Regions from separate parts of the Homo sapiens genome. Here all the other regions are linked to region 3. Evidence: chromatin loops called from intact Hi-C (ENCODE). Cell type or tissue: Calu3. All regions are shown on one strand.

What was found. A loop is a pair of places that touch in the nucleus more often than their neighbours do. Peaks named below come from ENCODE experiments on the same cell type or tissue, not always from the same donor. Only the 100,000 strongest peaks of a DNase experiment are listed, where the experiment ranks them.
Region 1: a loop joins it to region 3, with 12 times the contacts of the local background. A loop is called at or near these places in 27 of 110 quality-filtered maps.
Region 2: a loop joins it to region 3, with 6 times the contacts of the local background. A loop is called at or near these places in 4 of 110 quality-filtered maps.

Annotation. Positions count from the first base shown.
Region 1 is chr2:3,723,406-3,731,405 of GRCh38, reverse strand. DCDC2C (doublecortin domain containing 2C) reads right to left here. Exons shown (of 11, transcript NM_001287444.2): 3 at 4,327-4,403. Among named protein-coding and RNA genes, the nearest start is that of DCDC2C, 24 kb to the right of the region's middle. RefSeq lists enhancers at 2,819-3,408, 5,399-5,924, 5,925-6,451. In Calu3, a CTCF peak has its summit at 3,095 (motif pointing left); no DNase peak of the experiment used is centred here.
Region 2 is chr2:3,688,879-3,696,878 of GRCh38, reverse strand. ALLC (allantoicase) reads right to left here. Exons shown (of 12, transcript NM_018436.4): 8 at 1,007-1,162; 9 at 531-604. It also overlaps the pseudogene GAPDHP48. Among named protein-coding and RNA genes, the nearest start is that of DCDC2C, 11 kb to the left of the region's middle. In Calu3, a CTCF peak has its summit at 4,301 (motif pointing left); no DNase peak of the experiment used is centred here.
Region 3 is chr2:3,822,999-3,830,998 of GRCh38, reverse strand. All of the region lies in intron 10 of DCDC2C (doublecortin domain containing 2C), which reads right to left. Among named protein-coding and RNA genes, the nearest start is that of DCDC2C, 120 kb to the right of the region's middle. RefSeq lists an enhancer at 4,142-4,311. In Calu3, no CTCF peak of the experiment used is centred here; a DNase peak (open chromatin) is centred at 3,168.

The sequences.
Region 1 (8,000 bases), 100 kb after region 3:
TCCAGCCAGTGGATGGGCTCCTGTCACGTGGCCAGTGCTGACCTTCAAATGGCTAAATGTGACAAACTTCGCAAAGGAGACTCAGAAACGTGAGTGCTGCCCCAGCTGCTGGTCCTGAGACTTGTGGACCAAGCATTAGTGGATGGGAAGCCGTCTTAAGTGGGTTCTGGAAGGACCTGCTGCCTGGAGCCAGCCTGGTAGGGTGGTCTGTCCCTCCCACTGCACCCTCGCCTATGGTGACGGATACACTATAAGGTTACAAAGGGGATCAGCAAAGCTAGCCCCCCAAGAACTGGAAGATTCTGTCTCCCACTTAGGACAAGCTGCTGCATCATTAGCTCCAGAAGTGTCAGAACTTTGTAAATGACTCCACAAAATGGACTAGCCTCAGACTGCTGACTGGAAACCAGGGAGGTGTTCGTGCACGAGTCAGTCCTCAGTGCCACCTGTTTGTAGACGACACTCGAGAGGAAATTTGTCAAGAGACAGTCACAGCAAAGGCTCACACCCAAGACATAGCTTGTTGGAGGCCAAAAGAGTGAGGGCCGTGATCAACTCAGTATACCACTGGAGGCTATATGAGTAAGCAGCAAACTTTCTCATAAATGCAGAATGTTGGCAAACTGACAAACTGCACACGCCACCCAGAAGGACTGCTGAGGGCAGTCACGACCCAGGCGCAAGTGTTTCTTGTGATTAGGCATAATTGAAGCCTGTTAGTAATAATATGAACCTGTGATCAATTAAGCAGCTGACCAGTCGTTATCTCCTTCTCCCTGCTCATTCTACCCAATAAATAGGAAGGGCTGTGGAAGCTCGGGGGGCGGGGGCTGCCTTTGCTCACTAGAAGCAGGGGGCTCTCTTCTTCCCCTGGTCCTTTCCTTAAAACAGTTCCTTTTGTTTTTTGTTATTATTTCTACATTCATCCCTTTGTTCTGTCGTAATGATGGTCTCAAGCAGTAACAGTAGTAACTGTAGCAGTGGCAATCCGACACAATAGCTAACACAGCTTACAACCTCCAGAAAAGCACTGACTTGCATCTCCCTTTAAATAATTTCCTCCACTTACTGGATGGTTTAGGGAGCTCCTTAAGGGACTCGGTTTCTTTATTTTTTTTTAAGAGATGGGGTCTCATTATGTTGCCCAGGATTATCTCAAACTCCTGGGCTCCAGTGATCCTTCTGCCTCAGTCTCCCAAAGTGCCATGATTACAGGCTTGAGCGACTGTGCCTGGCCTCTGGCTTCTTTGTATCCATCCCGATGGTCACGCTTTCATCTCCTGATGCATACCACCCTCGTGGGAGGGTTGTGCTCCTCGGCTGTCTCTCAGCTCCTCCTGAATGCACAGCAGCTGGAAGCAACGGCTGGACCCTTCTCCTCAAGTCCCCCTTATGACAGGTGGTGGTTGTTCTACAAGGAATAGATCTGCTTGTCTTCATGAACAAGAGGAGGGACTGAGTTTCACAGAACTCTGGCCTATGACAACTCTGTCCCAACTCCTGCGCTGAGATACAACCAAACTCTAGCATGCGTCCAGCAGCATCAAGCCACAGCCATAGGATGACCCTAGCCCCGCCACTAAACACCCACCTGAGAAAACCCAGGGCTGCCAGGAACATTTACTGTTCATCCAGCCAACACCTGAGATAGGCCCCTGACCTCTCCTTCTTAGAGCATTGACAAATATGCAGCTCTTGCCATGCAGACACGTTTCCCACACCTAAGATCCTTCCCTTGAACTGCAAGCATCAGGCAGGACAGGGCCTGTCTCCCAGTCTCTGGCGGAGGACAGAATCCTAACTTCCAGAACTGCCAGCTTGCAGACCAGCTGCCTGGCCACCTTCACTGACCAACTCTTTGTACTTTTCCACTTCTCTGATTCTCCTGAGGCCCCACTTGCTCCCATCTCATTCCCCCTTTAAAACGCCCAAATCACTTCCACACAAATCAGAGTGGAACTCAGCTCCTTCCCCAACTCTCAGTAGTTACTAAATAAAATCTGTTTTTGCCGCTTTCACTAATGTCCAGCTGTGTCTATCTTCGACGTCAGTCTCGCAATGAGGGCCAGGACCAATGGCCCCTTCTTCTCCAGTTCTGCCTGGCACAAACGTGCCTCCTCCCCACAGAGGAGCCCTGGGGTGGGCTCTTCTCTTCCCACTCTCCCTCTGGTCTCAGGCTCCCTGTAAAGGGCAGGGAGTCCCCAAGTAAAACCACTCCAGGGCCCAGACAACTTTTGCCAGCTCACTTCTAAATAAACGACAAAAGATCTTTTAAACGCTTTTTCTCCCAAGGCTCATTCACTGACTCAGGGTGTTTTCCACGCCAGTATAAGTGGAATGAGTGAGTGAATCCCTTCCTAAGTGACAAGGGACATCAGAGAGAACACTGGGCAAGAGAAGTGACCTCAGGCCACACGGCTCAATCAGTGCCAGAACCAGGGCTTCAATCTGAGCCTCAACCTCCAAATCAGTGACTTCCAACCCATGCACTCACCACCAGCTCAATCCCCCGGTGACCCCATCAGGGGAGCCCCGGGCTCTCTCTCCAGCATCTGGCTGCTGCAGAACACAGCTCAACAAGCCATTCACTCCCTCGCCAACTCTCCTCTTCACCAGAAAGGGTCACACCCCGCCTTTCTCTCCTGAGCATCTAAGCCTCTGAAAGCCGTCATAACTACTGTTTATGTGTTTTTATAGCGACAAGGACTCCGAGGAACACGATCAGGTTTATTTGTGGTAGGAAGGACTCTGCACTCACATGGATATTTGGGTCCATCTAGTGGAAATTCCAACACACCAAGACAAAGGATGGGCAAATGCTGCAAGACTGTGTTGGTTTCTCATTGAAAAAAATAATCATGTCTGTCCAGTGAGTGAGGATCATTGATGGCCTGGGTCACGCACATAAAATGTGGCTTTAAGGATGGCGTTTTTGTCAAGAAGGACCCACAAACCAACGACGTTCCCTGAGGTTGCTGTATGTTCTGCGGGAAAGACATCACTAACAAAATTCAGAAATACTGTGTCTTATTATTTCAAAACAGCTCTTAGGTACATGAAAAGTGGTGTGGAAAGATCTGTGTATTTAGGTGGCCCCCTTGTGGAAGCTTAAAGTATTTTAAAGAAATGGTCACAGATTTTCAGGAAAAGCGCAAGGGGCCAAGTTTGGCGAATTCTCGGCCACATTTCCTTCCTCTTTCTCGTTCCCAGCCTGAGGATCTGTCGGGTGAATCAGGCAGTTTCCAGCCTCATGAGCCTCCAAGCCCTTGCCTCTCGGGACTGCGAGGGGACGTGGTAGAGGTGACTCTGGCTCACACAAGGCTGGGACCCCCACATGAAGAGCTCAGCATTCTCTGGAAACTCGCTAAAATTCCTTCCATTTAGACTAGAACATGGTAAAATGGAAAGATATCCATGTCAGGGCTTTTAATCACTAAAATGCTAGAACATCCCAATAAAAGGACAGGGGGAAGAGCTGCCATTCAGAGAACTGCTACGCTGTGACAAGCCCTGGGGGGCTGGCTGCAAACATTCCTGAAGCTAACCCTCACCACAGTGTGCTGCATATTCTCAGCCCTGTTTTCCACAATGGGAGACATCCTCAGCCTCAGAGCGAAGCAGCAGGCACAGGTCCCAAGCTGATAAGACGAAAAGCCGGGATGTAAACCAACGTTTCGTTCAAGTCAAGTGTGTGTCTTTTCCCAACCCCAAAAACATAATGCAGGTGGATGCACACAGTGCTCACAACTATCCCCAGTGCCTCCCACTGAGCACCTCGGTGCCTGGCACTGCCAGCGGCATCCCAGGGCAGCGGCCAGTGAGGCTCTAATGCACTCCGTTCCTGTAGCAACACCTGACTTGGATGTGCTGTAGCCCATGAGGGCCTTTTGGTAGCAAGAGGTCAAGGGGCGGGGGAAACAGCTTTTAAATTTCCCTTCAACATGCTGCAGCTGCAACTGCTACATTAAAAAAAAAATCAAAACAAAGCTTCAGAGCCTAAAACTAAGCTGTGTGTATGATGCTCTTATCTTCATATCCCCAGGTGAACTGTTCTGCAAACAACGGCATGGTGATTGGATTGCTTTTCTTTTCCAAAATCAGGGTTCAAGAGGAGAAAGAAAAGGTAGCACATGAACAGCTGAATCAGAGAGAAGGTGGTCTAGGAAAAAGAAATCACCTGTCAGGAAGTGAGAGCACAAGAGAGCAGGGGGAGGGGAGGGGAGGAGGGACAGAAAGGGGGCTGAGGGGCATTTGTCAGGATAGAAAGTATTGTTTTTAGGGAGTTATGGCACAGTTTGATTTTTTCACCCATAATATTATACTCACTTTATATGTCGAGATATACGATGATATGTTTGCCACTTGGAAGGCACATTTATATCACAATGCACCACTGGTTTGATCTGAAAAAGGAAAAAACACACCTGGGAATTCAGTTCAAATTAGCCAACACTCATCAAACTCAACAGTGTGCACAGCACTGCCCTAAAACATAAGAAAGGGGGGGAACCCCTTTGTCAATAGAACACCCAGGGGCGGGTCCAGGAAGGATGCAGAGAGAGGCAGACCAGGTGCTGGGGGAGGAGAAGATGCCAGCAAGTGCAGCGCGAGGGGGTCTGGGGCTGAGGGCTCTGCGCTGCACATGGAGGGAAGTGCAGGGTGCGGGGGCTGGGCTGACGGGCAAAGGTGGCACCAAAGGTTGTGTGTCCATGCTAGGGAGGCTCCCCATGGTCCCCAAGAAGCATGCGTCAATGGCCTACTATGCCGAGGAGCTTTGCTGGCCAAGTTATGGGGCCCCAAGAATGGACATGTCACTTCTGATTTCATTACAAGACTCCAACCAGAATGTCCTGGCCAGGAGGCGGGAGCCCCTCCGCCTTCTCTCCTGTTTGCTGTGAATGCAGCCTGAGAGGCCGGGCCAACCACTATGGCCTGGTGACAGCTTCAGTCTCAGGTCCACTGCAGATAAGACACAAAGGGGGAAAAGAACTACTGAGACCTGTCCCAGGTAAGCAAAGCCTGTCATCCTCACGGCCCTACTGTTTAAGAATGTGCAGAAAAGCAAATGGGGGGAGCTCTGATTGGGAAGGGATGTTAACCCCCAACCCTGTGCTGAGTGACAGGGTCCTGGTCCCACCCACAAGGCTGAGGCTCACCGAGGACATCCCAGCACCTCAGGCCTGGCCTTCCTCTGAAGAGCTGCTCCCCTGTCCACGTTCCATCTCTATATCCCCAGCCCACCAGGATAAGAAGCTTGGGGTCCCTTCACACCTCCCACCCCTGGTTTCCCCTGGATTGGGACCCTGTCTGCCACTGCACACACCTCCACTACAGTCCCACTACCTGGTTCACACACCCCCACCCCCCACATCTCTCACTTGGACGATGGTGACATCCACTCAAGGGATCCTCGCCAGGGTCCCGCTCTGTCACCTCCCACGGACACCATCGTCTTCCCGACAACACCACTGGGTGCAGTCTCCCTCCCGGATCCACCCAGCAGCCTCGTCACTCTCTGCTTGTCTCCCTCCAGGATCCACCTGGCAGCCTCATCTCTCTCTGCTCATCTCCCTCTGGGATCCACCGAGCAGCCTTATCACTCTCTACTCATCTCCCTCCGGGATCCACCTGGCCACCCTCATCACTCTCTGGCAGTCTCTCTCCGGGATCCACCTGGCCAGCCTCGTCACTCTTTGCTCATCTCCCTCTGGGATCCACCTGGCAGCCTCCTCACTCTCTGCTCATCTCCCTCCGGGATCCACCTGGCCATCCTCGTCACTCTGGCGGTCTCCCTCCAGGATCCACCTGGCAGCCTCCTCCCTCTCTGCTCGTCTTCCTCTGGGATCCACCGGGCAGCCTCCTCCCTCTCTGCTCGTCTTCCTCTGGGATCCACCGGGCAGCCTCCTCCCTCTCTGCTCGTCTTCCTCTGGGATCCACCGGGCAGCCTCCTCCCTCTCTGCTCGTCTTCCTCTGGGATCCACCTGGCAGCCTCCTCACTCTCTGCCCCTACACCCTCCATGTTATGCTCCTTCAGCCACCCTGGTCCCCAGCCAGTCCATGTGCTTCCCGGGGCCTCTGCTGCACAACGAGGGTCTCTGCTCGAGCCCCCACAGCCTCTCCACCTCCAGGGCACATGTACACTGCCCTTCCAAGGCCCAGCGCTGGGAAGCCACCCCTAAGCTGACATCAGAATCGATCATCGCCCCCGCCGGCACTAAGCCAAATTCATTTGGTGTCCTTCCTACTGCCTACTTCACACCCACCCAGGAAACTCCCAGCATAGACACCATGGTGCGGGCCCTACCTGCACCCCATCCCCCAGAAGGTCGGGGGCCTGAACCTGTCAATAGGGCCTCCTTCCACACCTAACGCTGCTAATCCACACCCTCCCCTCCAAGCTGCAGCCCCCTCTCCCTTCCCAACCCAGACCCAACTTAGCACAGAAGAGGTTCCAGCAGCTCAGCATCTGAGTCCACTGCCAACAAGGAGTTCAGGTGGGGCAAACGTGTCCCTCCCTCACTTCCCAGCTCTGCCCTGGGACTCAGCTCTTGAACCTCACCTCTGCCAGGGGTCTGCTGCCTACCCACTTGCCCACACCAATGTCAGGCCAACAACTGGGGAGCTCTGCTCCCCAAGTCAGACACAGTGGTAGTAACTCTTCATGCCTGGCCCAGCAGGGAGGGTCCTCCTGGGGCCCTGCTTCTCGACACCCAGACCCCAGCCAGGTTTCACAACACACACAAAACCACGAGACAAACCACTTAACCTATTAATGTTACAGGAGCTCGACGACATCACCCCACGTTGAGTAAATGTCATCTACGAAAGTGCCATGGCCAAGGACAGCACCCAAGCCATGCACCCCAGATGCACAGTGAGAGAGAAGGAGCTGCATACCTCATTAACAGAACTGTGTTTTAAAAGAGGAGAGGGGACAGGAGTTACTCTGGGTCTTCTGTCCCTGAAGGAGACCAGGGAGGTGTGTCTCATGGGGGCTTTGGAAGAAGGGTGAGAGGAACCAAGACAGCCACAGTCACTGCAGAGAGGCCACTCTGGCACCTCCCTGGGATCCTACAATGCCTTTCGTCAGAATAGAGAGCTGCACGAGAGGCAGCGAGAACACAGTGAATCTCAGAAGCAGCCTGGCAGACGGGAAGACCCCAGGCTTTGGAATTGGTCAAATCTGAATTCAAATCCCAGCTCTACGTCTTACCGTCCATGTGGTCTGGAGAAGCAGCTACACTTCTCTGAGCAGCAGCTGATTAATTTTTAGAATGGATCTCATCGTGCGTTACAGAGTTCTTATGAGAATAATATTGAGATAACAATGAGAACATTTCATAAAAGGCACAATGCAATACCTATAACACAGTAATAAATATTCAATTCAATAAATGAGAGTGCCACACACACACAAACACACAGAAACACACAGAAACACACAGAGAGACAGAGAAGGGGGAAGGGGGGCTGTTCAGGTACCTCTATCTTGTTATGGCTCAAATAGAATTGCTGATTTTATCCATAGCCAGTGGATCAACCCAGGCTTCCCCATCTCAGAAAATGGTGCCACCCCGGCCCCATTTGTTCAACTACAAAATCTGGGAGGCGTTCTTGAGTCTTCTCATCCTTTATGCCATCTGCGCATCCGTCAGCTCCACTTCAAAGCCACACCACGGACCCTTCACTCCTCACTGCCTCCACCATCTCTCCCCTGCCCCGAGACAATCCTTCCCTCATGGCAAGCAAAGTAGCCTTTGTAAACACAAGTCAGAAGGCAGTGTGATGTCCCTCAGTAAGGCCTGCCCTTACTCTACCTACCCCTCACACTGAGCCTCGGGCCATGCAAGCTGGCACTGGCTGCCTCTCTGCCATGTCTCTGCACCCCTCCCAGCCTCCCTGCTCTCTGGCCATGCTTGCATTCTTGCAGTTCCTGAAACATCAGCCCATTCCTACACAGGACCTGAGCCTGGAACATACTCACGGATCTTTGTCTGGTT
Region 2 (8,000 bases), 130 kb after region 3:
CACTTTTCTGACCAAGTTTTTGGTGGGATTTGCAAATTGAAAGGCATTGTATTTTTTGTTTCACTTCATCTTGGTTTCTCTATCTCAAATTAGTTACTGGCCAAATTAAACAGCTGCATGGACTCTAGAGCGCCCTGTCCATCACAAGTTCACATAAGTGGTGTAATCCTGAGATACACAGATATCAAACATTGCTAAACTAGTGGTTCTTCCCCAGATCTCCCAACACATTTATTCATAACTTTTGTATTATTAAATCGCAGCTCCTTTTGTTTCTTTATTGAAGAAACAGAGGAATGTTCCAAAAATGCATTGGCGTAGCTGGCAATGACCAGTATGTTTGGGCTTCTGAGTCTCTGCCCTGATATTATGAAAACAGTGGGAAATTTGGAAAATATAAATCATAGTAATTAGCATTTAGAACAATGCATATGAGGTTTCTAAAATGTGCAAAAGTTTATTTAAAAGAAAAAGTTCCAAAAAATACTTTTAAGAAAAACTTTAAACCATAGTTATTTTTAACTTCTTACTTCTAATATTGGTGGCCGGTCCAGCCTTCTTGCAGTTTCCCAACCATCCGCCATAGACTTTGCCCCGCCAACTCCTACAGAAAATAACATTGTTGAATGGTAAACTGCATGATTTTAACTATGAGGATGAATACATTGCTGTAATTAAATTACAGATCTTATGCATCTGAGCATTGCTACATAAGTTATTTTCATTAAAGTTAATGTTTCAGTAAATTCACAAACAATCATAGGGTTAGTTAAATTTTACTTTTCCTTTTAAAGCAGCTACTTAGGCCAAAATTAGGTAGAAAAATTGGTAATGTTGACTTATTTCATGTCATAAAGGCATCAAATCCTACACATGGAAGATTAATCTCATCCACTGCTGTGCTTTGAGATGTGCCTTTCCTTTTAAATCACTCTGACCATATTGGGGTATTTAATGCCGGTACCCAGACTTCCTAAATAAGCCAGCTCCAAGAATATCATCTTACCTATTATATTGTTTGGGTGCCCAAACTTAGCATTACTAAATCCTACACAGACACCCCCAAAAGCGATGGCCACTAGGTCTGCAGGTTCTTTGGGGTCAGTTGCAGTCCAGTCTTTTTGTCCAGTACCGAATACTCTAAGTCGTGCAATTCCACCATCTGAAAAGGAAAGGTGCCTTAGTTATTGTTTGTAAAAATGGCTGCTTGTGTATCATACACTACAGGACCCTCCTGTCTTCTCCAGTGTCATCTCTTGGTAGGCTTTGGCCACACCCACCTGCTGTTTCTCAAATACAACAAGCCCACTGCCCCAGGGCCTTTGCACTTGATATTACCCTGTACCAGAACAACTTTCCCAGCTCTCCAAAAGATTACTTATGTTCCTCACCTTAAAGGCATGGCCTCAGAAAAGTCTTCCCTCTCATGCTCTGAAGTTGTCTCCTCCCTCCTCCATTCAGCCACTGCCTGACTCCCCAGGTTACATTTTATCATATCTCTTTGTTATTTACTCCAGAGCTCTAATCACAGCCTGAAATTATCTTTTTAAGTTCCTGCTAAAATCAGTCTCCAATACCCAGAATGCGAAATCCTTGTAGGCCAGACCACTTACCTGTGTTGTTCACTTCTGTACCACTCTTGTATCGTCTCTACCTAGAAGAGGTCTGGGCACATAGTAGGCATTGAAGTTTTTTTCATTAAATGAACAACTCCAAGGTCAAACAGCATTCGGGAAATTCACCATACAGATAATGTTTCGTGCTAGAAATAAGCATCGCTGACTCCCACACAGACTCAGACAAGAGAACCTTATGTTTTTATTTTTACAACACCACCCTGCTTAGCAATGTGATTCAGAATACAAAAGATAATATTCACAAAATCAAATTGCTGCTGAGAACCACAGCAGCCTGAAATTAGGTCTGCAGAGCAGCAAATAGCTACCAAAATCAACTCACAGCATCTGATTCTAGTAGAACGAATGTTTTGTTTCTTCGAATATTAATTGCTAGAAGGTGGAAACCAAGCATTTTTAATATAGAAAATTAATTTAATCAAAATATTGTACTAAAACATGCCCTATATGTTTTTATTTTACAAATTTAGTGAAAATGAGTGATCTGAAAATTTTTTGGTAAAACAATGGAAGTCTTGCTATTTACAACAAATAAAACCAAAAACTTCATTGGCATAAAACCCTAGAAAATATCCTAGAGGGAGTCATTCAGCAGGAGCCGGGTTATGAGAGTAATATCACTGCCATTCTAGTTCATTAAATATTATAATTGGCTTTAATGGCATAGAAGATATTCGTCTGTTGAAAGTGAAGTCGATTTCACATTTTAAAAAATAAGATTCTTCTTTACAGAGTTAATATCCAAACTTGCTTTTAGTCACAGCTGCCAAGGAATCCCAGAAATGACTCTTCATCCTCTGAGTACATCTCATTTAAACCAACCCATTCCCACCCAGTGTGTCCCTGTAACATCAGCCAGGTTTCCCCAGCTTCCTTTCCCTTTACACCTGGATCCCAGGTGGAATCCTCATGGAGCAATTAAAGATGCCAGTAAGAGCTGGGACATGAAATCTGCATGCAGGCATTGCCCATCTCTCCTCTTCAGGCCATCAATGCTGACCAATTAGGAAAGAGCTTTCATGTGCTTAGGGACCCTTCATATTCAACCCAGAAAAGCAGGGCTTCCACTCAGAAACTATTTTAGACCCTCCCTCAACTCGTGAATCCTGTACAAATTGGGTTGGACATATAAAGTTGCTATTTTGGTGGATCAGAAATAGTCAAATAGAAATGTTTATGGCTCTACCAAAATACTTTTGTTGTATGTATCACTATTTTGCAGTTTTTTGTTTTTTTTCTTTTGTTTTCTTTTTGAGACAGAGTCTCACTCTGGTTGCCCAGGCTGGAATGCAGTGGCACGATCTCGGCTCACTGCAACCTCCGCCTCCCGGGTTCAGGCGATTCTGCTGCCTCAGCCTCCCAACTAGCCGGGATTACAGGCACCCGCCACCACACCTGGCTAATTTTTGTATTTTTAGTAGAGACAAGGTTTCCCCATGTTGGCCAGGCTGGTCTTGAACTCCTGACCTCAGGTGATCTGCCCACCTCGGCCTCTTTCCAAAGTTATTTTTCTTATCTGTCTCCCACTGGGTTATTCACTTCATAAGGACAAGGACTCTGTCAAATCTAACAACAAATAGTTATGGAGCTTCTCCTGTGTTCCCCATGCTGTGCTAAGTGTCAGGTGTACAAAAATGACAATCTGGACTCACAGCCCTTTCTTCATGAAGCATACACTCTGTTGGTTCTGCCCTACACATTGTCAGGAAAATGATTTTATGGCCAATGCTCAGTCTGTAGCTCAAAGTAGTTATTCCACAGTGTATGTTAAATTAACAAGTGGGGAAAAGGTCTGACTCTCTTGTAAGCTTTGCTCATTCATTTTCTTGCACTGTTTTTAGAATAGATTATTTCAGTGAGTAATTAATATTAGTAAACGTGTTTAGATCTTTCCATTTTCATGTCTCACTTTAAAGCATCATAACCAGAGAAACATTGCATCTAAAATAAGGTTCCAGAGAACCACTTCTGGCATGACAGCAGGAGAGCTTTGCTGTCCTGTTCCTCAGTGGAGCTGGTAAAATTTAGGGGGGTTGAGGGATGGGAAAACACTTCAGGTCTCTGGAAATGGTCCTAAGGGCATACGGAAAATTCAGCAACATCTATTCAAGAATATCTGCTAAAATTCAGTAAGAACAGTGAGAGTCTGCGGTATTTGAACCAAGACCTCACCTGCACACCCTCTCCCAGATCAGCAAAGTGGAGACTGCAAACAAGTGCAGCCCATGGTTGCAGGGCTGTCTTCCCAGGAGAGGCAGGACATCAGGGCTTCTCATCCTGCCCCTATATGCCTGTTACTGAGGCTAAGCCCTGGGTGAGTGTGGTTGAGAGGCGGGGGCTCCTTTATTTGACCCAGCCCTGACTCATGGGACAGGGTCCTACCTTGAGATATTGGGGCCACAGTGACCCATTCTCATGATCCATAAGGTGGAGGCTTCACACTGAGGGTGAGACATCCCCAGCCCTGCAAACCCTGTAACTCAGCCAGAGGAAACACCAAATCAGAGTTGCTGTTCAGCAACACCATGTTGTAGGAGGTTTGTTCCACAGGTCCCCTAGAGACAAACACCTAGCTAACCTTCCCACACCACTAGAATATGCTCCCTGGGACCTCCCCTATTCTGATGGGCAGTAATTTGATTGCTTACTACAAATGAAGCAATCCTGGACTTAAGGTGCCATCTAGTGCTGAAAAGTAGGCAGCTACCTAGCAGGAAATAAAATCAACAGGAAATTTATAATGATTCTCTAAGCTAAGCTTGTCCAACACATGGGCAGTGGGTCTTATGAAGCCCATGGTGGCTTTGAATGTGGCCCAACACAAATCCATAAACTTTCTTAAAACAGTATGAGATTGTTTTGCAAAATTTTTTTGGCTCATCAGCTATCGTTAGTGTTAGGGCATTTTATGTGTGGCCCAAGACAATTCTTCCTCTTCCAATGTGGCCCAGGGAAGCTAAAATATTGGACACTCCCTACATCTAAGCAAATATATTCAACAAAAACTGAAACAACCCAGAAAGAAAAGACTGGAATAAATAACTAATGCTTCAATGCACAGGCATAGATGTATACCCATAAGAAACAACAGCAAAGAACTATGACATCCCCAAATGGACAAAGCAAGGAACCAGTGACTGATCATAATAAGACAGTGATATATGAACTCTGTGATCAATAATTCAAAATAGCAGTTTTAAGGAAACTCAGTGACCTCAAAGATAACACACAAAAGCAGCTTAGAAGTTTATCAGAGAAATTTAACAAAATTTCAATAATTTTTTAAAATCAAACAGAAAACTTTGAATGGAAAAACGTATTTGCTGAACCAAAAAATTCATTAGAGGCTCTTAAGAATAGAATGAAGCAAGCAGAGGAAAGAATCAGTGAGCTCAAAATGGGCTATTTAAAAATACACAGAGGAGAAAAAAATGAAAAGGAATAAAGATTGCTTACAAGATATAAAATATTACCTCAAAAGATCAAATCTAAGAATTATTGGTGTTGAGGAGGGAGTTGAGCAAGAGCAAGGGGTAGAAAGCTTATTCAAAGAAATAATAGAAAACTTTTCAAAACTTGATAAAGACATAAATATCCTGGTACAGAAAGCTCAAAGAAATGGATTGTATCCAAATAAGACTACTCCAAGGCATATAAAAAATCCTAAAGGTCAAGGACAGGCTGGGTATGATGGCTCATGCCTATAATTCCAGCACTTTGGGAGGTCAAGGTGGGTGGATTGCTTGAGCCCAGGATTTTGAGACCAGCCTGGGCAACATGGTAAAACCCCATTTCTACAAAAAAAAAAACAAATACAAAAATTAGCCAGGCATGGTGGTGTGCACCAGTGGTCCCAGCTACTTGGGATGCTGATGTGGGAGAATCATCTGAGCCAAAGGAGGTTGAAGCTGCAGTGACCTGTGATTGCACCACTGGACTCCAGCCTGGGTGACAAAGTGAGACCCTGTCTCAAGAAAAAAAAAAAAAGTCAAGGATAAAAATATCCTAAAAGCAGCAAGAGAAAAGAAGCAAATAACATAAAGAAGCTTCAATTCATCTGACAACAGACTTCTCAATGATAACCATACAGGCCAAAAAGAAGTGGGATGACATTTTAAAGTGCTGAAAGAAAAAAATACTGCCATCCAAGAATATTGTATCTAGAAAAGCTATCTTTCAAATATGAAAGAGAGAGAAAATCTTTCCTGGATAAACAAGAGCTGAGAGAATTCACCACCACCAGTCTTAAATGAAATGCTAAAGTTCTTCCATTTGAAAAAAAAAAAACACTAATGTGCAAAAAGAAAACATTTGAATTTATAAAACCCACTAGTAAAATTAAGTGCATTAACGAACTCAGAATACTCCAACACTGTAATTATAGTGTGTAATTCACTCATAACTCTAGTATGAAGTCCAAAAGACAAATCTATCAAAAATAATAATCTTTTTGTTGATATCTTTAACAGGTGTTAAAAGATAGGCAATATAAAAACATGCAAATTGAGACAACATGAAGTCAAAATGTGGGAGGAGGGATAAAGTTAAAAATGTAGAGTTTTTTTTTGTTTTTCTTTGTTTATTTCTATTTTTTTCTTTGTGATCTAAGATGAGTTGACATCTCTTTAAAATAACTTGTTATAAGATGTTTTTATAAGCCTCATGGTAACCACAGTGCAAAAACCTATAATAGATTTGCTAAAAATAAAAGTCAATTAAAACATACTATCAGAGAAAATTAGTTAACCACTAAGGCAGAAAGAAAGAAAAGGAAAGGAAAGGGAGGGGAGGGGAGGGGAGGGGAGGGGGGGAGGGGAAGGGGGAGGGGAGGGGAGGGGGGAGGGGAGGGGAGGGGGGAGGGGAGGGGAGGGGAGGGGAGGGGGAGGGGAGGGGAGGGGGGAGGGGAGGGGGGAGGGGAGGGGGGAGGGGAGGGGGAGGGGAGGGGGGAGGGGAGGGGGAGGGGGAGGGGAGGGGGGAGGGAAGGGAAGGGAAGGGGAGGGGATCAGAAAACAAGCAACAAAATGACAGTAAGCTCTTACTGATGACAATACTGAATGTAAATGGACTCAATGTTCCAAATAAAAGGTATACTGTTGCTTAATGGACTAAGAAACAAGGCCCAACTATATGCTGCCTACAAGAAACCCACTTGACCTATAAAGACACAAATAGGCTGACAGTGAAAGGATGGAAAAAGATATCTCATGCAACCAGAGGCCAAAAAAGAGCAGGAGTAGCTACACTTATATCAGATAAAATAGACTACAAATCAAAGACTGTTAAAAAAAAAAAAAGACAAGACACTGTATAATGATAAATGGGTCAATTATGAATATCTATGTGTCCAACACCAGAGCTTTCAAGTCTTATATAAAGCAAACATTAATAGATCTAAAGGGATAAATAGACTGCAATACAATAATAGTAGGGGACTTCAACACCTCACTTTCAGTAATGGACAAATCGTCCAGACAGAAAATCAACAAAGAAATAGTGAAGTTGAACTACACACTAGATCTAATGGCCCTAACTGACATTACAGAACATTTTACCCAACTGCTGCAGAATATGCATTCTTTTCATCAGCACATGGAACATTCTCTAGAATAGGCCATGTCTTGGGCCATAAAGCAAGTCTAAACAAATTCAAAAAAGTAGAAATCATATCAAGTATCTTTTCTGACCATAATGGAATAAAACTAGAAATCAATAATAAGAGACACATTGGAAAATACACAAACACATGTAAATTAAACAACATGCTCCTGAACAACAAATGGGTCAGTAATTAAGAAGGAAATTTTAAAAATGCTTGAAACAAATGAAAATGGAAATACAACATACAAAAATATATGGGATACAACAAAGGCAGTACTAAGAGGGAAGTTTATAGCAATAAATACCTATACCAAAGAAGTAGAAAGACTTCAAATTAATATAACAATGCATCTCAATAAACTAGAAAAGCAAGTATAAACCAATCCCAAAATTACTAGTAGAAGAAAAAAATAAAGATCAGAGGATAAATAAATGGCAACTAAAATAATACAGAGGATCAACAAAACAAAAAACTTGTTTTTTTAAAAAGAAACAAAAGTGATGGACCTTTAGCTAGACTAATTACAAAGAGAAAAGACCCCAAAAAATCAGAAATAGAGAAGGATACATAAAAAATGAGACTGGCTCTCTTCTCTTTTCCATTTGACAGACACCTGCATATTTTTATGCAGTGCCAGCTGGGTTCCTGAGGCAACAAGGTGAAAATGAAGGCCAGAGTAAACAAATTTGGCCACATTAAGCACCTGGTCACCAAGGCTGCTTTTAGCTCTGGCAAAGTGGATATTGTCATCATCAATGATGCCT
Region 3 (8,000 bases):
AGATCATTTTATCAGGCTGAAATTATCCACCCCAAGAGACTGAAGAAAGGCTGTGTTTAAATCAAATGCCATACAGGAAGTGAGTGAGTTCGGCCAACAAAGAAAGAAATAGAAATTTGAGATTCTCAGAAAAGAGTTACATTTAGTAGTAAGCAAAGTATCTGAGGCAAAGAAAAATGTAGTGAACACTCTTCTAGAATTGTTTGGATCTTGTTCTGTCTGAAGGCGAAGAGTCTGTATTCAGAGTTCAAACAACCACCCACCGTGAGTCAAGGTCAATCCCACCACAGAGCCCAAATGGACCACTAAGCCTCTGGTCCCATGGCTCCCCTTTAACCTGCCCAGCCACATGGAGTGGGGTCGCGACTACGGGGTGCAGCTTCCTGCTCATGCCCATCAGGCTCAAGAAGACAAGAGGAAGGGCTGAACCTGTGTGGAGTTCACAAATTTCCCAAGAGCTGGAACCAAGAAGGAGCATCTAATTCCTTGGCCTCATCTTACCAATGAGGACATGGGGCCCCTGCAATGGGCCTGAGTGGATACAGCCCCTCGACAGCAGGTCCAGGGCTACTGGCAGGTCTTGTGGATGCAGGCCCAGTGCTTGCTCTCCTCTGCACCACACTGCAGTACTAGGCATCATTTTACACCTAAGCAAAAGATCACAGAACATCACTAATGGATGAACAAAAAAAAAAACCTCCAATAAAAGCACTCGTTATTTCCAGGATCACAAGAAATACCAAGTGGCTAGGTTGTCACCTACCAAATATTTGGGAAACTGCAGAGATGCATTTAGGTAAGCTGATTGATATGTAAGCACAAACATCAGGGCCTGAACCACCAAGCAAACATTAACCATTGGGTTTTCTGTCAGCTCTCCTTATCCTTGGGTAAAATAAGATGCATATTCAGTGAAATAATTTTCTGCACGGCCAACATCCTTATCTACAGCCCAGGGCTGCCCTCCCAGCCTATATGGCACTAACATTCAGATGCCCTGACGGCTTCTTCACAGAGGGCAGCCACTTCCATTCCACAACAGAAGCTAAGACTTAGAGCGGCAAGCTTCAGAAGCTGACACTGACTTAATTTCACATTATGTGTCAATAACTGATAACAGCCATCAAAAGCAGAGGTTTTATCCACCAGCCACCTAATAGGAAGAGGAAAAGCAGGGACGAAAGGATTCTGTGAGTGGTGAGAGAGAACCGAAGGCCCCGAAACCCAGAGATTTTCTACTCTGCTTGGGGTGGTCTTAACGAAAATCATAAAAACAGCAGGGAAAATGAGCAGAAGCCTGGTTCAGGGGAGTAAATCTCTGTAGCTTTACCCAAAGATATTAAGAAAGAATTAAAAAATAAACCATTGTGATTAATTTTGCTTGGAGCAGGCTGTTATCACAAGTCAAAAGAGGCTGTCCAAATAGACAGGAAAAGATTATAGGAACCGCGCAGCACGACCAGGATGTGCTTTTGAACTGGGAACATGTGATCAAAAAGGCAGGTCGGGCAGGCAACTGTGTGCTCCACTCTCCACGAGGGCCTGCCCTGCCTGCTAAACTCTGTCACCAAGTGCCAGTAGCTTTTTGAATGACAATCAATAACAGTTCCTCACAGAGCCAAGCTAATTTATGATCATAAAATGTTAAAAATTCATTTTTAACCATTCCTTAGTTGCCAGATTGACTAAAATCAATGCAAAAAAAAAAAAAAAAGAAAAAGACATCTAATGAAGCCTTACGGAATGAGAATCCAGCCTGAAAATGCTATGCATCCGGATTCTCAGGCTCACAGCACACAAAGAAACTGAGAAGAAGCGGTGAAGCGGTTGCGTTGCACACACACTGCAAAAGAAGGAGGTTTCTAAAGCCAGCATCACAGGCCCTGTGCAGCGTGACCGTGCGTTCCTGTGCCGGGGCCACTGGAAGTGTGAACACTTCGAAGCAAAGTAAAGCAGACTGAAAAATGATAGTGAAAATAATTGGTATTTTTTGGTTTCTTGTGTCCCCTCTTTTTGAATACCCCTCCGCTTCCTAATTCTCAAAAACAAACAAAAATAACTTCAACAAAATAGCCAAAAATGATTTCCAGTGAGTAAAAGAAAAACTTACTACTGCCTTGAATTAAACTTCAAGGACTTAACATTGCCTTATTCTCCCAGAAAAATGAAACTTGCAAACTCACAAAATATCAGAAGGCACTGCAATGTTTCGGAAACAAGGTGTTGCAAGTGGCAAGAATTCCAGGACTTTGAAGCACCTGATTCTACAGAATTTGGTAGGATTGATGGCCACTAACAGCCATAAGCATTCAGCAGGAAAGGCAACATGTTTTAAGTGAAGTGTGAAATGGGCTCATTCCCTCCTCCCAAATAAATCTGCCTGCTGGGCCTCAATTTCTGGTGGCCTCAAACTGGCTGATGAACTTCAACAGCCCTGTGTAATGCAGCATAGTGAGAAACGGCTCAGAGACTTTGAAGGCTGTAATTGGACTATGATGCTGTTGGGTAGAGCCCAAAGGGTTGCTGGGCACTTGGAAACAAACTAGTGAGCTTATAAAATAACTCACTGTCACCTCCCCAGGCTGCCCAGAGCTGACATGATGAGGCAAGCCCACAGAGAGAGGGCAGCCCCGGGTGAGCGGCACCCGCCCTGCACCCAGCACACCACTTTCCTGGCCATGGAGTGTAGGTAGGAAGAGGAGGCAATCTGCTTCAATTTCTGCTGTTTCTATTGTCACCTTTGTCACCAAGCACAAGACAGGTAATCACTGTATTGAGAATAACCATCTGGCAAGGTTGTTACCGTGAAAATAAAAATCAAAAGGAAATGTCTACAAAGGCAGTTTATAATCCACACATATTTTTAAATTATTATGGCAGATGGTTCCATGTATGTTTTATAAACTGAAGGCTCAATAAAAGTCTGCAGACTTTCATGTGATTTTTGAAAGTACTCAGAATTTTGACTTGAAAGGGCAGAGGAAGGGCTGAAAGGAGAAAAGAGGTACAGTTTGCCCACTGATATTTTTTTCTGGGGCAAATTGTCACCTGAAGAGCATCCTTCAGTTAAAAATCAAGTAACAAAAAGAGAAGAGACCCACATTCTAAAACTGGATGGACACCCATCAGACTTATTGGTTATGCCCAATGGGTTCTTTTCTGGTCACTAGGTGGCGATCTGGGGCCCAAATGCACTTCTGCTCCAATGTGGTGAAAATAGCATCTTTATATTTTAATATCTAGGGGAACCACTTTTCTTGAAAGCAGAAAAAGCTTCTCTGATAATCTAGTTGGCATTTATCACACTGAATGATGTCTTTTCTCTTAAGTTACCAGCAAGAGGAGAAAATCAGAAGGTAAACATTCCCCAGGATTCAATGGAAAGTATATTTCCCCAACATTCAAAACAAATTGTTGAAAGATGTTGACTGAAGTAATATCAACAATTAAAATGAAATTTTGAAGCTGAAACCCCAATTAGCATAATGTATGATGGGTCCCAAGTAAGCCAGGGTTACTCCACCTTTTTCTCCCAGTCCACAGAAGAGAACAGCATGAAGATCACCACCCAGAGAGCTCTCACTCCAGCTTGGGACCTGAGAACCACCTGACCCTCTTGTGTTCCTGTCTCCCCGGTCCCAGGCTGCTGCTTCCAACACACCAAGTGGACCCCCACCCCCATCCCTGCCCCTGCTGCCTCCCCTTCCACGTGGCTTTGCCTTTTGGTGTCCAACAAGGCCCAGATGTCCTCCACTCCATATGTAGCCTTCAGGCAGCTCTGAGAGGATCTCTTCCCCTTCCAGCCTCCCCTCAGGGTTAATTTAATCTGATTTTAATCAAGTCTGAATTCTAAGAGATGTCAACCACTGTGATGGGTGATGGGCTGGGGTGTGGCTTGTCTGCCTCCCCGTGAGCTAGCAGAGCTCCTCTCAACCTCTCCTTTGGTCAAGACTCCTTCTATATTTGTCTTCAAGAGGAAGAACATTCAGGTCCTCACACATAGGTCCACTTAATAAACAATTGGAGGGAGGAAGGGAAGAAGAGAGGGAGGGAGGCAGGGAAGGGAGGGAGGCAGGGGAGGGAGGGATGGAGGGACGGAGAGAGGGAAGGAGGGAGGAAGGCCACAGAGATGCAATGCACATGGCATTAGGTAATCCTTACTATCAGGTAATCTCATAGGACATATTATCTCATAGGATCTTAATTACCATACTTTTTAATGGGGGCTGCAGGTGCTTTATTTGGGGGACTAAATCACATCCAAGGAGATAAAGATCTTAGACACCACGCAAAGCTGTGGAAGGAGCTGTTGGGATTTCCATTCCTACCCACAGAGAGGGGACCTTCGAACCTCAGAAGATGCAGCCTGTCAGCGAGTGCCAGCTAGCACGCTTCAAGATCAGCAATGTGGGAAATGACCTGTGACCTCGTGGGGCAGGGTACCCCCTTCTCTATGCCTCAGTTTCCTCATTTATAAAATATCTGACATACATAATTTAAAAAAAAAAGCTAATACCTACAAAAGATTTTTACAATTTGCAAAGCACTTTCCCAAGCATTATATCAATTAATACTGTGATATATCATTTTTCTTCTCTTTATGGCTAATATGTTACACCAGAAAGTCATATACATGAAAACTCTTTATAAACTGATTTTAAAACTATAATTGGAAAAAGAATTATGGTAACAAATAAAGAGCCATGAAAAACTTTAAAAATTTGTATCTGGTGATATTATTATGGGGTTTTTAATGGGGAGCAAGGAGGAGGTGGTGGATGGAAAGGAAGATCTTTTCCCTACTGAGTGTTCTCTGCATATTTTAAACTATATTTAGCCTACATTATGCCAGCTGTTTACAAGAGGATCTTACAAGTATTTTCATCCATGGCTGGGTTATTACAGAATATATAAATTTCTATTTCTTTGACATATCTTTTTTCTTTGTGGTGTGTCTTAAGGGCAACTTTTTCTTAAAAGACCCTCGTGAATTGTTTTCCTGAAACAGAAACCATCAGTGTTAGCAGCTGAAACTCTTTTCTCTGAACAATAAACAAGAGTCCTCAGGACACGAAGGCTCAGCTACTGCTGGATCCTGAGGCATGAGATTTATAGCAAAGGTTAGTCCACTGAAGATGTGAATGCACTCAACGATGATTTGCCAAGACACGAGAGCCGGGCTAACCCTAGCAGGCCACCCACCTCTCCTGGCTACAGCAGTGATCAGCTTCATTCTGCCCTGGAAGTCCAGACCCAGATATATGAAGCCCCCAGGATCCCCACTGTCTAAATAAGCTCTGCTAGTCAACCTTCAGCCTCCATCCCAGGTTGTTGAACTCAAATCAGGGCAGTGCCATGACCACACTGGAGACCAGGAGCTACAGACCCGTTTCATACTAATCCCCATGGGTCACTGCAAGCTCTCCACTGCCATCCTGTCTCCCTAAACATTTTCCATATCAAAAATGACCCAGCTTTAACTTGGAAAGAAAACTACTGTAATGACAAGCTCCTGCCTTACCAATAAGAAAAAGCCAGACAATCTACAAAATTATAACCCTCTTGAACCCATCAGAGAGTTCAGGTCACAAGGCAACCAATTAGCCTGAAATCTAAAGAAAGATAAATTCCTCCTAGAAGGCACAGGATTCGAGCCTGGCTTCCCTAGGGCAGGGCCTAAGAGAAAGACAAGACTGTGCCAAAGAAAGGCCTAAGAAGATTTCTGCTAAGAGTTTTGGTGCATATAGGTGACTGCAGAAGCTGCAGGTACAGGAGAGCTTGTACTGACTCCCAGGGTATTTTCTGCAGACTTCACCGATTGCTCACAAAAGAGATGAGGGGCTAGGGCAGCAGGTAAGGGAAAGTGTCCCCCATGATGCAAGGCTGGAAAGGAGCCCACTGCCGCAGGAAACCTCAGGGCCCTCCCTAAACCCTCCCACTAGGGGACAAGGCTTTAGCTTCTGAGAGGAAGACAGCAAAACCGGTCACTGCCAGGGAACTGATGAAGACCCACTGTGGCTGGAGAAGGGAACAGAATAAAACCCTCCACTTCTGGGAAAGGGGCAAGAAATCATTCTGGGTCCAGATTTTGATAGGTCCTCTACTGCCAGAGAAGAGGCAGGACCACTGAGAAATCCCCACTTCCAAGACCCAGATACAGAAATCCTGCCTAAACATGAGGCTGAAACAGAAAAAAAGAGAAACCTCAGCAGGCAACAGGCATCCAGTGACAAGTATCAGAAGTCTACAGCTAGGGAAGGGGCAAGAGCACGGAGCAAGACTGCTCTGGGGTCGGGGGGAAGAGAAACCTAGAGCTGAAGGTGGGACAGGAGCAGTGAGAAAACCTGTTGAAGGAAACCAGCCCCAACCCTAAGCAGAAAGTAATGAATTTGAAGCCAGTGGTGCACTGAAGGTAGCCATAACAACAAACCTCAACTAAACTCCTCTCTAGGCTGATTCAAGCCCCCGCAAAAAGGCCTAGCAGAAAAGGAGGTATGCACATTGCATGGCATACAGACTGTTTACCTCAGTCTCTACAGCCTGTGTATCAAATCCAGCCCACCATCTGTTTTCATACGTAATGGTTTATTGGGACACAGTCAAGCCTTTTCATTCAAGATTTGTCTATGTCTGCAATAAAACAGAGTTGAGTAGTTGCAATAGAGTTGGTATAGCCTGTGAAGTCTAAAATACTCCCTCTCTGGCACTTTGCAGAGAAGTTTGCCAATCCCTGCTACATATGATATCAAGCTTTTAACCAAAAGTTTTCAAACACATGAAAAAGAGAAAAAATAACTCACCACCAAATCATACAACAATCAATGGGACCAGATACAGATATGATCCACATCCTGGAACTATCAAATAGGGAATTCTAAATAACTCTAATAAATACATTTGCAACTTCAGACCGGGAGTGAGCAAGCTACAGTCCATGGACTGAATCCAGGCTTCTGTCTGATTCTGTAAATATTTCACTGGAACATGCCATGCCCATGTGTTTACTTATTGTCTATGACTGTTTCCTCACTACAGCAGCACAGCTGATGAGTTGCAACAAAGACCACATGGCACACAGCCTAAAATACTCACCATCTCCCTTCCTGGAAAGCTTTGCCAAATCCTGCTCTAGTGGAAAAGGTGAACACCATGCAGTAACTGCAGACACATAATATAAAGAGAAACAAAGATGAAAATTACAGTTGAATTTGATGAAAATTCAAAAAAATTCAAAAAGATGAAAATTCTCACTTGAAACAATGGAAATCAGAAGTCAATGGGAATAACATTGATAAAGATATAAAAGAAAAAAAACTATCAACACAGAATTCTATATCCATGAAAATATCCTTTATAAATGAAGAAGCCTAACATGAGTCCCAAAATACATGGAGCAAAAACTGACTGAGTTGAGAAAAGAAATAGATAATTCAACATTAACAGTTGGAGAATTCAATACTTTACTTTTAACAACTGGGTAGAAGATAAAGAAATTAAAAACATGAACAACATAAACCAACAAGACATAAGACACTCTACTCTACCCAACAACAGCAGAATGTGTATTCTTCTCAAGTGCATAGAGAACATTACTCAGGATAAACCAAATATTAGGCCATAAAACAAGTCTCAATAAAGGTAAAAGGCTTGAAATTACATGTTCTCTGAACACAACGGAATGACGTTAGAAATCAATAATAGAAGGAAATTGGAAAACTTACAAATATGTGAAAATCTAAAAACATGCTCTTAAATGAAAAAAAAATAGATCAGAGAGGAAACCACAGAAAAATTAGAAAATACTTTGAGATGAATGAAAACTAAAACACAATAAAATTTACAGGATACAACTAGAGCAGTGCTTAGAGGGAAATTGTATTAGTCTGTTTTCATGCTGCTGATAAAGACATACCCAAGACTGGGAGATTTACAAAAGAAAGAAGTTTAATAGACTTACAGTTCCATGTGCCTGGGTAAGCCTCACAATCATGGTGGAAGGC